Linked DNA regions of Mus musculus: region 1 is linked to region 2. Evidence: chromatin loops called from intact Hi-C (ENCODE). Cell type or tissue: left cerebral cortex. All regions are shown on one strand. Links, peaks and the distances in the headings refer to the core of each region. The heading gives the core; the rest is flanking DNA.

Region 1 (2,908 bases), core at 197-2,696, 230 kb before region 2:
AGTCTGGGTGCATCAGGTCGGATGAAGAGGGACACAGCCCCTAGACGTGCCATAGGCTCTTCGGCCTCTGGCAGTGGCCCATTTCACACATCTAGTTTGCCTCTGACCTGATCCCCTCATCAGGCAGGAAGACACTCTTTTGTGGTGGCCCATAGGCCTTAGGAAATCGGTTTGCCTTAGCTTTTCCTCATTGGTTGGTAGCAGGCTGAGTTATCTAAGGACTTTGACACGGGGTTCACCGTCCCATGTCGAGTTCACAGGACTTATGGCCTTGGTCCCTAATCCTGACTTTAGTCTTTTCCGGTGCAGTCCATACATGCTTGTAATGTCCCTTCTGTAGTTTTTATGACCCTCATTGTGCCCTCACACAACATCTCACCGTGTTTCCTACCTACTCTTAGACAGGCCCGTGCTGCCCCCACCACATCCAACTTTTAGCGGCCCCCCCACTGAATCCCCAGGTGGGCAGGGTCTAGGAGTCTTTTGTGCTGTAGGAACTTTGCAGATGACCTCAGCAGTTGCCCACCAGAAAGCTAAAGGTTTTCTCTATCTGCAGCTGTGGTTCCTGTCCTCTCCAGGACTGAACATTTCCTGTCTCCTAAAACATCCCCCCCACCCCACCCCACCCCCACCCCGCCTGCTGCTGTCTGACTCAGGCCCTGTCCAAGGCATCCTCCAACATTAGAAATTCTGTGGTCCCCAACTGCTCCCCTCCCCCCAGCCTCCTCCTGTGATCCTTTGTGCTTCTGACCAGAGGGACCGCTCTGTGTCTCTCTCCCTTTGTTGTCCTTAAACTGAAGCATCCTAGGTGGGTAACTCCAACAGAATGGTGGCCAGAACTGAGAGGGCACATTCTGGAGAGGACTGGGAGGCCATTGCCACAGAGGCCCAACTGGCCCTGTGTCTGTGCTTGACAGAGTTCACCAGGATAACCCCTGACCTCAGTGTGGGCCCCATGTACAGGGACTGTGCCTCACTGCTAGCCACAGCCCCGAACTGTCTTTTGTTTGTTTGTTTGTTTGTTTGTTTGTTTCGAGACAGGGTTTCTCTATGTAGTCCTGGCTGTCCTGGAACTTCCTCTGTAGACCAGGCTGGCCTTGAACTCAGAGGTCCACCTGCCTCTGCCTCCCAAGTGCTGGGGTTAAAGGCATGTGCCACCACTGCCCGGCTTTTGAGCTGTCTTCTACTTGGCATCTGGTTAGTTGCCTTAGAAGAGGAGAGGCTATGTAAGCCAGAGATACCACATTCTCAGAGCAGGAAGAACAGGCTGTGACTAAGATGGCAGAATCCAAAGGGAGGCTGCTTCTCCACAGCTGGCCCAGCCATGGAGGGGGGAATCTATGTCACATCTCAGTCCTGTCTGGTTACCTCGAGCAAGCTCGTGTTTCCTCCCCTCTCCAGTGCATCCACTTAAAGCAGAAAGCGATGCGACATCTACAACCCCTACCCCTGTTTCTCCTGGAGCTGGGGCACTTCTTTCCAGGTGCATCCCCTGCACTAAGGGAACCCACCCCTAATGAACTTCCTGACTGTAGAAGGTGACTTGGACTTGGTGTTTCCTGGATGGTGAGGCCCGTGTCGTCACTGATTCATGATGGCCAGTAGGGTGCAGCATTGTGTCGGGATTTCCCTCTGCTAGTTCTGTTATCCCACTCCAACATGGACTGTTCCAGATTTTTGGGAGGGTTAATTTCGATATTCCAGGCTCTTAGATGGACAGGCTAAGTGACCCCAAGGTCCCAGACCCAGGTCAGAGGACCATGGCCCCAAAATTCCTGACACAGGGGTCGTGACCTGGCTCCCCCTCCAGGGGTGTCTAACTTGTTGGAATTTCTCGGCCATTTTATTATCTATATAGTTCATGCTAACATGAACAGAGATTTCTAAGTGTCAGAATATATTGGTTTTGTGTTGGATGTATTCTTAGCCATCCTGGGGCATATATCTTGGGCTGCAGGTTGGGACACACCTGTGCCATCTTTCTGCTGTGTTCCTGCCCCAGATGAGCATACCTGGTGGGCCACAGAGCTCTACAGGACTCTACAGAGTACTATCCCAAGAGTCCAGGAGAGGCCAGAAGAGGCAGAAATGATAAACAGAGCCTGTTTCCCAGAAAGGCGGGGGCTCAGGGAGAGCAGGGAGGAGGTTTGCTAGTCTCACCGAGTGACCAGTCACAGCTTGGCGGGCCTGCCAGTTTACTTCTGAGGAGCTAAGCCAACTCTTATTTTTCCAGGTTTTCCTTCTGTTCTCCTGAGGTGCACCATCTAGGGTCTGGACTCATGCTGAGCCTGGGTGGAATCTTCTCCTCACATACAGGCACTTGGTGACGGACGAGGGCCCAGCCTGTCACCATTCTAGCCAGCTGTCCATGGGGCTTGACCCCACCTCTGTTCACATTTAACTGCACCCCATTTCTCCTGCTTTCTGGAATCTGCTTCTATGTCTGTATCCCTATCGTGCCTTGCAGCCTTCATGTATGCCCATATGCTCAGAAAGAGCTTTATTCCAGGCAGGGGTCGGGTATGGACATACCACATCCTCGCCCTGCACAGTACCTGACTTGAAGGCTGGAGATAGAGACCTGTGGGCCCTGAGGGCTGCTGGACAAGGCACCAGTGACATATTTGGTTACTCAGGTTGAGTCCAGGTCACTATGTACCAGGGACAGATGGTGCCTCTGGGAGAAAGTAGAGTGACCAGAGGCTGTGTTCACCGCCTACACCAGCCCATGTCTATATTCATTGTCTGTGCTTCAAAGCCTTCTAATCCCTGCAGCTGCTGTGTGCCCACCTGCACCAGGCAGCTTGCCGCCCACTGTGGCTGTTTTGACCTGGGTAAAGAAAGGCCTTTCCTGTCTGAGGGAGGACGCTGCCTGAGACCATGCAGAATAGAGAATTAGAATCCTTAA
Region 2 (2,908 bases), core at 133-2,632:
CACCAGTCAAGGTGAAGCCTCTCTTGAATGCAGCATCGTGGATTGCTGAGATCAGACGGACAAGGATGGAATGGGATGGCCTGAGCCCAAAGCTAGGGTCCGCTTGGAGAGGTTGTGCAGGCCAAGGCTCACATGTGCAAGGCGTGATCCTCATAACCTTCATTTCATGTTCTCTGCATTTAAATAAAGGGAACGCTTGCCTGGCACGTGTGAAGGCTTGGGTTTGATTCCCAACACCGCAGAAAAATCATAACAGCGACATTGATGACTATCATTTCAGTACCATACCCTGCTGGAAGCACAGCTTCCAAAACCCCAGGAGTCCAAAGATTCTACCTATTGTCTGAAAGTAGTTTAATTTATGGGCAGCCTGTAGGCAGCCAGATTAGGGGACCCAATCTTTGGAGCTGAGACAGCCCCGATGGGAGTGGGACTAGGTCTCTGGTAGGAGCTGTCCAGGAGGGTGGTTTGCCTAACAGAATCCTCCACCAGTTCCTCTCTATTGCCTCCTGCCTCAGGGCTCTCCTTTTCTGTTCTATGCTCCTCTCTCTACCTCATCTCCTGCAGAGCTCCTAAAATGGGCTCCCTGGGCCTTAGGGTGCATGGGCATGGGGTGTCAGAAACACTGATTCAGTGGGTGAGACCCAGGAAAGTACATACATGTCAGCCCAGACACATGGGAACCAAAGCACTCAGGTCCCTTCCTTGAGGGGGACAGGATAATGGGTCTCCTCTGGTCACTGTTATAAGGCCAGCGGTTCCTCAAAGAGAGCCCAGACAAAGTGTGATGGTCAGGAGAGCAATCCCCCTAAAACACAGAAGGGAGGGTAAAGGGTCACCTTAGCCCCATCAACCTTCCTGGTTCATAGCCTTGAGACAGGAAGCTGGGTTTCTGGGTGCCAGTCTTAGATCCAGGACCCAGAGACCAAGTCAGATCCAGATAGGGCCAGTAGATACTAAGGGCCTCCCAAAAGGCTCCAGTCACCCTAAAACAGCCCTCTACATCTCCTGTTCCCTGCCCCCTCCTAGTTTCTGTGGGCACGATGCACTCCTCTGTTTACCCAGGGCAATTTCAGCTGCGAAGCTGTCGGCGGCAGTCTGCAAACAGCCCCCAACGCTGCCTGCCAAGCGCCGCCAGCCGCCAGCTTGCTTCGCAGGCGGTTCGCACAAGCTGCCCGGCCTGGCACCAGGCTGTTAGCTGGCCTCCCCCAGGAGCTGGCAGTATTCCAAGGTGTCATCCCTTAGTGTCCTCATCGGCTTCTCTCCAGCCACCTTTGCTGCAGCCCCTGGGTACTCCTGGATCCGGAGGAAACAGGGGATTCCAGGGTTCAGTGACACCTCAGGAGTGATCCAGGAGCTCTGGGGAGATGGTAACCTTGAAATCCCTCAGGACCCTAGTTAGGGATATACAGTACCACTGAGACTTGGGTATGGGTCACCCATGTAGTACCTCATGTCCAGGCAGGAACTGGCATCCTCTAAATTGTCTCTGGGAATCACCCGAGGCTGGAGACCTGACTATCCTCAGGTCTTCTTATGAATCTGATGGCCGATCAGTTACAAGTTCATTCAGCAGCATGGAGACATCTCCTTTTTAACCCTAAAGATGCTGGATACCAGAATTCACTCAGGCTAGAAGAGCAGCCATACACCTGGACTCTCCTCAGTCTAAACTTCCTGGCTCTAGGCATGTGTGAGGGTGGTAGACTCTCATCACTGGGGAAAGTATTGGGAGAAGATGCCGAGCTCCTGTTTGCTCCAGTGTTGGCCCTAGTTCATCCTTGTGAATGAGAGGAGTTGCTAGGGCCACACCTCAGTCAGCTCTGTTTCATGCTGCCTCTCAAGATCCCAGAACTCAGGTCCCACTGGCTTTCTGTCAGCCTAGACCTACATTGCCAGGCCTCCTTTTGTGGGATAACGATGTTAGAGCCTCCAACACCTTTCCAGTCCTGGCACTCTCAGAGACCCCCCAGTTTCAGTACACTGCACCCCCCACTTCATCTCTGAGCTCAGACAGCCCTCTTTTGCCTGCTTCACTGAGGCCAATGCCAGGTCCCAGGCTCCCTTGAAGGTAGGGAACGGCAAGCCTGGCCTTTGGACAGGGCTGCATCTCTTAAGATTAATAATCCTGCTGTGTCATGGCCTCATAATTAAGTGCTTGTTCATCCCCATTATCATCAGAATGATTTGTTGGTCTCTGAGTAATAAAAGTCCACCTGCTGAGGCAGGAGCCTGCAGGCATCTCTGCTAGAATCCTTGAGGGAGACTGCCACCTTCACCTACAGGAGGCTGCCAGAGGGACGGGATGGAGTGCCCACCTCTGGGACTGCTGTCTTAGCTTTCCAAATGTGTTGTGGCTTAGACTTAACCCTGGGACTCCCTTACTGTACTCAGGAGCTGCCTGAAGCTAGGGCTGGCCTGACCTCGAGCATATATATGGTCTAGTAGACCCCACTGGACAACTTCAGGGCTCAGAGATGCTGCAAAGCAAGTGTGGATGACCCCAGAGTGCTGTGTTCCTGCTTGCACACACATTCACACGAATGTGCACACACACGGGCATACACCTATCTCCAGGTCTTGGTCCTTGGCTTCTTCTCTCTCCTGCTTCACTGCCTTCATCATCATGAAGTGAAACAGATCCTGTCTACCACTTCCGAGAAGCGGAGCTGTACTGAGGGGTGGTGGAGCTGCAATGTGCAGCCAGTCTCCAGGATTTGCACCCCCAACCCCCAAGTGGCAAGAGAAGAGTATCTGCCTCTGATTAACAAGCCGAGGTGAGGCTGCTAGCTACAGAGGTCACCCTTTCCCATTCCTACCGATTCCACTTTAGCTGACTGTTGCCAACAGGAAAGAGGGGTTCGCTTTCTGCATCCTATGTATTCCCTATGGATAAGGAAAAAACCTG

The links. A loop is a pair of places that touch in the nucleus more often than their neighbours do. Peaks named below come from ENCODE experiments on the same cell type or tissue, not always from the same donor. Only the 100,000 strongest peaks of a DNase experiment are listed, where the experiment ranks them.
Region 1: a loop joins it to region 2, with 2.1 times the contacts of the local background. A loop is called at or near these places in 16 of 42 quality-filtered maps.

What each region holds. Positions count from the first base shown.
Region 1 is chr2:26,272,474-26,275,381 of GRCm38, reverse strand. The region is part of intron 9 of Ccdc187 (coiled-coil domain containing 187); the gene reads left to right. Among named protein-coding and RNA genes, the nearest start is that of Ccdc187, 21 kb to the left of the region's middle. In left cerebral cortex, for the core only: a CTCF peak has its summit at 1,600 (motif pointing right); a DNase peak (open chromatin) is centred at 1,605.
Region 2 is chr2:26,038,399-26,041,306 of GRCm38, reverse strand. No RefSeq gene overlaps it. Among named protein-coding and RNA genes, the nearest start is that of Ubac1, 18 kb to the right of the region's middle. In left cerebral cortex, for the core only: no CTCF peak of the experiment used is centred there; a DNase peak (open chromatin) is centred at 1,138.